2 separate regions of the Homo sapiens genome follow, and region 2 is linked to region 1. The links are chromatin contacts, found by Hi-C or POLR2A ChIA-PET in ENCODE. All regions are on one chromosome and are shown on one strand. Each heading gives the region's core, a stretch centred on a gene start or an enhancer-like site at or near the end of the contact. The rest is flanking DNA. Distances are from core to core; before and after follow the strand shown. Region 1 holds the start of MELK (maternal embryonic leucine zipper kinase). Region 2 holds the start of RECK (reversion inducing cysteine rich protein with kazal motifs).

What was found. Hi-C counts contacts between places; a loop is a spot of excess contacts on that map. ChIA-PET counts read pairs that join two places held with the same protein, here RNA polymerase II (POLR2A). Pooled maps may share reads with other maps.
Region 2: a loop to region 1 is called in a pooled map, with 7 times the contacts of the local background. The contact joins the promoter of RECK here to the promoter of MELK in region 1. A Hi-C loop is called at or near these places in 5 of 50 pooled maps. POLR2A ChIA-PET finds 5 or more read pairs at or near these places in 2 of 52 experiments (BJ and WTC11).

The regions. Positions count from the first base shown.
Region 1 is chr9:36,571,504-36,575,177 of GRCh38, forward strand. MELK (maternal embryonic leucine zipper kinase) reads left to right here and starts at 1,392. Exons shown (of 18, transcript NM_014791.4): 1 at 1,392-1,504. RefSeq lists an enhancer at 111-610 and a silencer at 1,194-1,473.
Region 2 is chr9:36,035,487-36,038,812 of GRCh38, forward strand. It overlaps RECK (reversion inducing cysteine rich protein with kazal motifs), which reads left to right and starts at 1,427. Exons shown (of 21, transcript NM_021111.3): 1 at 1,427-1,612. The coding sequence starts at 1,513. RefSeq lists silencers at 1,347-1,546, 1,557-1,706.

The DNA.
Region 1 (3,674 bases), core at 142-2,641:
CTTCCTTTCCTTTCCCTTCCCTTCCCTTCCCCTCCCTTCCCCTCCCTTCCCCTTCCCTTCCCCTTCTCTTCCTTTCTTTCTTTTCTCTCTCTCTTTCTCTCTTTCTCTTTTTTTGAGACGGAGTCTTGCTCTGTTGCCCAGCCTGGAGTGCAGTGGCACGATCTCTACTCACTGCAACCTCTGCCTCCCAGCAGAGAGAATCAAGAGATTCTCCTGCCTCTACCTCCTGAGTAGCTGGGATTATAGGCTCGCGCCACCAAGCCCGGCTAATTTTTTGTATTTTTAGTAGAGACAGGGTTTCATCATGTTGGTCAGGCTGGTCTCGAACTCCTGACCCCAAATGATCTGCCCCCGCCCCCCCACCAAAGTGCTGGGATTATAGATGTGAGCCTTTGCACCTGGCCTAACAGTTTCTCCATACATAGTGAATTGTAGACAACTACAATTGTAAATGTGTAAAGAGACTGTAACCTTGTAACAAGTAGCGAGTCTCAGTCAATCACAGCAGCGGAGTTTTGGCCAATCACAGGTGGCCAACTGTTTAAACAGTGCTCAAAATAGTCAGAGGTTGAGTTGCAACCAATCCAGCTGTTTCCATACTTGACTGCAATTTCTGTAAGTCATTTTCCTTTTTCTGTCCATAAATGTTATTTGAACATATGGCAGCCCGAATCACTCTGAACCTATTTTGGTTCCAGGGATTACTGGATTTTGGACTCATTCTTTGGTCAATTCAACTCTGTAAAGTTTAATTTGTCTAAAGATTTTCTGGGCCGGATACAGTGGCTCACGCCTGTAATCCCAGCACTTTGGGAGGCTGAGGCGGGAGGATCGCTTGAGCCCAGGAGTTCGAGACCAGCCTGGCCAACATAGCGAGATCCCGTCTCTACCCACAAATAATTTAGCCAGGCGTGGTGGCGCGTGCCTGTAGTCTCAGCTACTGGGGTTCTTATTCCTCGTGGCAACACATTTTGGAGAGGGGGAGGTATTCCTGTCTTTGCTGGGTGGGAGAACGGCCAGTGGGCAAGGGAGGACGAAAATGAGAACTGTGACTGCCAGAGGGCACGTCAATTTTAGGAAGAGAACGTAAGAAAGTTGGGTTCTGTGGAGACTTGGCATATCCACGCCACCTGGAAAATCATCACGTGCCCTCCGGGGCAAGACCAAGGCCTCAAGTCACCCCTCGCAGCCCAGTGGACCTCCCGGCCATCCCTTTCACGGCTCCACAGCGACCGCGAGCCGTTGCCCCGGTGAGAACCCCCCGGCACTGTGCGCGCCCCCGCCTGCCGTGCGCGTCCGCTTCCCTGGGATCCGGCGCCGCGCGCGCCCCCGCCGCGTCCCCGCCCCTTCCGGCCCGGGAGATTTGATTCCCTTGGCGGGCGGAAGCGGCCACAACCCGGCGATCGAAAAGATTCTTAGGAACGCCGTACCAGCCGCGTCTCTCAGGACAGCAGGCCCCTGTCCTTCTGTCGGGCGCCGCTCAGCCGTGCCCTCCGCCCCTCAGGTCAGTTCTCCCGCCTGCCCGCCGCAGTCGCAGTTGATGGCTGGGGTCTGGGCTGTGCGGGGCGCAGCGGCCCAAACCCAGTTTGCTCCTGGCTCTCGGGAGACTGGAGGATTTCATCGGAGCCCCGCGCTTTACCAGCCCTGTTCCCTGGATAAGATATTTGACCTTTCCGACCCGCGGTTTTCTTCTCCGTAAGTGGGGATAATGACCGTGTCTACTTAACAGGGTTATTGAAGAGGTGTTCAGGCTAAGCGTTTGCCACCTAGGAGGCTGCGATAGACGTGAATTCCCATTTCCCGTTTCCAGTTTCCGTGACTCTTCCCCGCGAAAAAAGTTGACAGAAGGGTTTCGAGTTTTTTCTGTTTGTACAACTCAGTTTACTGGGGCAGTGCAATAAAAAAGGAGATGTGTTATCACTACCTTTTCAGAGTCCAAATCCATCCTCTCCTATCATCTCCCCAGAGTAGTGGCTTCAGAGGCTCACACTAAAAGGGGAATTTTTTTTCTTTTTCTTCAAGACGGAGTTTCGCTCTTGTTGCCCAGGCTGGAGTGCAATGGCGCGATCTCGGCTCACCGCAACCTCCGCCTCCCAAGTTCAAGCGATTCTTCTGCCTCAGCCTCCCGAGTAGCTGAGCTTACAGACATCCGCCACCACGCCCGGCTCATTTTTTGTATTTTTAGTAGAGACGGGGTTTCACCACGTTGGCCAGGCTGGTCTCCAGCTCGTGTCCTCAGGTGATCCGCCCGCCTTGGCCTCCCAGAGTGCTGGGATTACAGGCGTGAGCCACCACGCCCGGCCTAAAAGGGGAATTTTCACCGAATGCTGTATCAGTAATAGGAGCAGCAGGATTGCTCCCACCAAGAAACCTGGTGTAGGGTTGTGGGAGCTGGAAAGGGTAGACTCAGGGAAGGCTGCCCAAGAGAGGAATCAGGTCCCTAGCACTTAGGACGGGTAATTACCTTTGGTATTTCTCCTTTGTTAGTGGAATGAGGTGAGTATCAGGAGCCTGGATTGTTGTTTAGAGGCCAGTGTTCCTAACTTTGGTTTAAATTTTGGTTTCTGTTTCCCATGGAGTCTGGCTAGAAAATCAGAAAAATCAGAAAAGCCCTTACTGGGCCTTCGTGGGCTTGTTTCTCCCAAGGGTCTGTCCTTTCTGTGTAACTACTGTGGACCAACTAGATGGGCAGATCAATCCCAATGAGTGCCTCATTGTTGGTGCTCCCAGAAGCCTTTGCAAGGGAGCAGGGCAGGATGCTAATTAAATGTGTTACAGGCCACATTATAAACCATTCTGAGCCCGGCGTGGTGGCTCACGCTTGTAATCCCAGCACTTGGGGAGGCCGAGGTGGGCGGATCACTTGAGGCCAGGAGTTCTAGACCAGCCTGGCCAACATGGCGAAACCCCGTCTCTACTAAAAATACAAAAAAAAAAAAAAAAAAAAAAATTAACCGGGCATGGTGGCGCATGCCTGTAATCCCAGCAACTGGGGAGGCTGAGGCACGAGCATCTCTGGAACCCAGGAGGCGGAGGTTGCGGTGAGCCGAGATCTAGCTACTGCACTCCAGCCTAGGTGACAGAACGAGACCCTGTCTCAAGCAAATAAACAGACAAAACCCAAAAAACCATTCTGTATTCTACTTCCTGTTTGAAATTATCCTCAGCATCAGTGTCTTTCCAAGCTCTGTAGATAAGGTAAATGTATTTATGCGGCAAGTAATAGAATAGCCCAAATAATATTGTTAAAAAATGCCCCCAATTTGTTGCTATCCTTTAAAATTTAACCATAAACGTCTTCTCATTATCCCAATTCCTTGCTCTTCTGAGAAGTTAAAGACCCCAATTATAGGCCGGGCGCGGTGGCTCACGCCTGTAATCCCAGCACTTTGGGAGGCCGAGGCAGATGGATTGTGAGGTCAGGAGTTCAAGACCAGCCTGGCCAAGATGGTGAAACCCCATCTTTACTAAAAATACAAAAAATTAGCCGGGCGTGGTGGCGCACACCTGTAATCCCAGCTACTTGGGAGGCTGAGGCAGAATTGCTTGAACTCAGAGGGCGGAGGTTGCAGTGAGCCGAGATTACGCCACTGCACTCCAGCCTGGGCAAGAGAGCAAGACTCCGTCTCAAAAACAAAAACAAAAACAAAACCCAATTATATATACCCCCAATT
Region 2 (3,326 bases), core at 177-2,676, 540 kb before region 1:
AGTAAACTTTAAAATTTTATTGTGCCTCAGTTTACCTTGTACACAGAAGCAACAGAGTCATCAGAGGAGATGTTTTAGATATTTTAACTTATTCATGTTTTCCTTTTGTAAACTCGAAAGAGAGGATAAATGTAAGAGCCCAAAAACATAAAAACCAACTTTAATATATGGATTTTGTTTAGAACTTGAAAAATTGTAAAAAGAAATCATGAGACAATAAGAAAAATGTAAATAATGACTGGATATTTAATAATATTAAGGAATTTTAAAAATGTTTTAAGTAATTTAGCCCCAGGTGTCTTCATGAGAATTTAAAACGGTGGTCATGCTTTTTCAAAAAAGGAGGAAAAAGGGTTTAATTCAGGAACACACAGAGAAAAAAAGAGACAATGAATTAGCTTTGCTAGCCAGTGGCTTAAACATTCTCCACGTAGCTGCTGGGCTGATGGGTGGGGTGGGACCCACTTCCAACTTGTCTCTTGGACAAAGTCTATACTTCTCAGCCGGATATTCAAGGCTTTCCACATCTAGGTATACAAGCGTTCTCCTATCCTCTTTTCCTATCAGGAATAGGTGCTTAATAGTAACATCAAGGCCAGGCACAGTGGCTCACGCCTGCAATCCCCGTACTTTGGGAGGAGGAGGCTGGGGGATTGCTTGAGGCGAGGAGTTCGAGACCAGCTTGAGAAATATGGTGAAACCCCTTCTCTGCAAAAAAAATATAAAAATTAGCCAGGCGTGGTCACCTGCGCCCGTGGTCCCAGCTATTCAGGAGGCTGAGGTGGGAGGATCGCTTGAGCCCGGGAGGCGGAGGTTGCAGTGAGCCGAGATCGCGCCACTGCACCCCAGCTTGGGCGACAGAGCGACTCTTGCCTAAATAAATAAATAAATAATTTTTAAAGTACAACAAAGACACATTGAGGCTATAGTGCCAAAGAGCTCTAGTGATGAACCCTTGTCAGGGGGCCGTGTCTGCGGGAGGCCGAAGGATCCCGGGTGACATGCTTTCTTTGGGTGCGAGGCAGCGTCTCGGCAGAAAGAATATTGCGAGTATTACTGAGGGTACATGAAGGAGAGAAGCCCCTTTGGTTCGGCCTTGGACTAAGCCCTTGTTCTCAGGTGAACTTGCAGTGTGATCTTGAGTAAGGTCAGTCTCCTCTCTCACCTCAGTGGCCCGAAACCTCAGGAGGTGGCAGAGGTTTTCTAATGACTCTCCCAGCTCTGACATCCTCTGACTTCACTCTGGGAGAACGTGGGCTGGTGGACTCCTGGCAGAAGCCGACACACAGTTGGGCCATAACAAAGAGCCCTGGTACGGGGCACGTTCCCGCCCCCGGGAGGTTTTGGAAACACTGTGAGGCAGGGGGCGGGGCTTGAGCGGGCCGCAGCCAGTCACCAAAGGGCCGGGCGCTGGGGGCGGGGCCTCGCGCGAGCGGCGGCGGTAGCGGCGGCAGCGGCTGCGGCCAAGCTGGGTCCGAGCATCCCGCGGCTCTGGAGCCGCCCGGCCCGGACATGGCGACCGTCCGGGCCTCTCTGCGAGGTGCGCTGCTCCTTCTGCTGGCCGTGGCGGGGGTCGCGGAGGTGGCAGGGGGCCTGGCTCCGGGCAGTGCGGGTGAGTAACCTCCAGAGCAACGGTTCGAAGCTGTCGGGAGCGGCCGCCACAGCGCTCCAAGATGGCGCGGGGCAGGGGGCGGGGGTGCGCGCGACCCCCAGACCCTGCCCACGTCCGGCGACCCCGGGACCCCAGGTCTCAGCGCTCCAGAGGCTGGTGCCGAGGCGGGGCGAGTGAGGAACTCTCTCCGCCCCAAGATCTTCTGGGCGGTGACTCGGGTTTGAGGCCTTGGTCTGTCACCCACCGACACGGGCCCCCTCTTCGGCACTGACCCCTTCGCTTGCCTCTGCTGCTTGTCAGAAAAGGGTGCGATGCCCCCGCCCAGGATCGTCGCGAGGTTTAGATGGGATTTCGGATACGCAGCCGCCCTACCGCGGCCCTAGTTAGTTATTGTTACTTGTTACTTGACCCGCACTTGGTTCATAACGACCTTGGTGGCGGTGAGCACTGACGGTCCCCACAGCCCGCGTGGTGGGTCCTGGACTCGGGCAGGAGACATTAAAAATCAGTAAACCCTGTCCCCCGGGGGCTGGCAGGCTTGAGGAGAGAAATTCTTGCTCTACAAGAACTAAACCAAGGATGGATAGGAAACTGTTAAGTGCTTATTGATTGCTTCCCGCTTGCTGGCCTTTTGAGTGCACGCCGACTCCTTCCGTCCAAAAGCTCTCTCGGTAGGAGATGGGGTACAGCAGGAGATTGAAGTAACTCGAATTCAAGGCAGAAATGTCCAGAGGAAATGAAGGGCCATGTATGAGTGCACAGAGGGAGAGAGGACATCGACCTAGGATGAGTGGAAAGTGGAGTGATTCCCCCTAGCTGTACTAGACATTGAAAGATGGCTAGGACGTGTGCATGCAAAAGTGGTGAAGTGCATTGCTTACAGGGAGACAGGCAGAGACACCTTAAAAAAAAAAAAAAAAAAAGCAAAGTCAGCCGGGTGCGGTAGGCTCTCCCCTGTAATCCCAGCACTTTGGGAGGTGGAGGCGGGCGGATCCCTTGAGCCCAGGAGTTCGAGGCCATCCTGCTTAACATAGTGAAACCCCGTTTCTACTAAAAATACAAAAATTAGCCGGGCATGGTGGTGTATGCCTGTTGTTCCAGCTACCCGCGAGGCTGAGATACGAGGATTGCTCGAGCCCCGGGAAGTTGAGGCTGCAGTGATATGCCACTGCCCTCGGAAGTGAGACCCTGTCTCAAAAAAAAATCAAAGTCAGTTCCAACAGGGGTATTAACTATAGCTAGGTTTCAAATTTAGCTGTAAACTATCCCAAAGAATAAAAGAGAAAATGCTGTGTATTCTTGGCTAAATCAGATTACTTTCCTGGGCCCCATTTTTCTCCCTGTTAAATTAAAAGAGATTGAACTGAAACACTTACAAAATTATGAAATACTAGTTGTCCATTCTCCTCCCACAACCAGTCAGTTCTGCAGGAGGTAGTACAGTGGAGTGGTTAAGAACATTGAGCAAATTACTTAGCTTTAATCTTTTTGTGCTCAAATAGCCACATTTATTATAAATGGTACCTCACAGATTTTATTATGAGAATCGAGGTAATACATGTCCAGCATTTAGCGTAGTAAGCAGTGAAATATTAGCTATTAAGTATGTTCGGGAAATACTGCAGATGGTACCCTGTCTTATAAATTCACAAAACACATTAGATTCACAATAAAGGGTCCAAGGATTCCTGTGGTAAAACAAACAAACAAACAA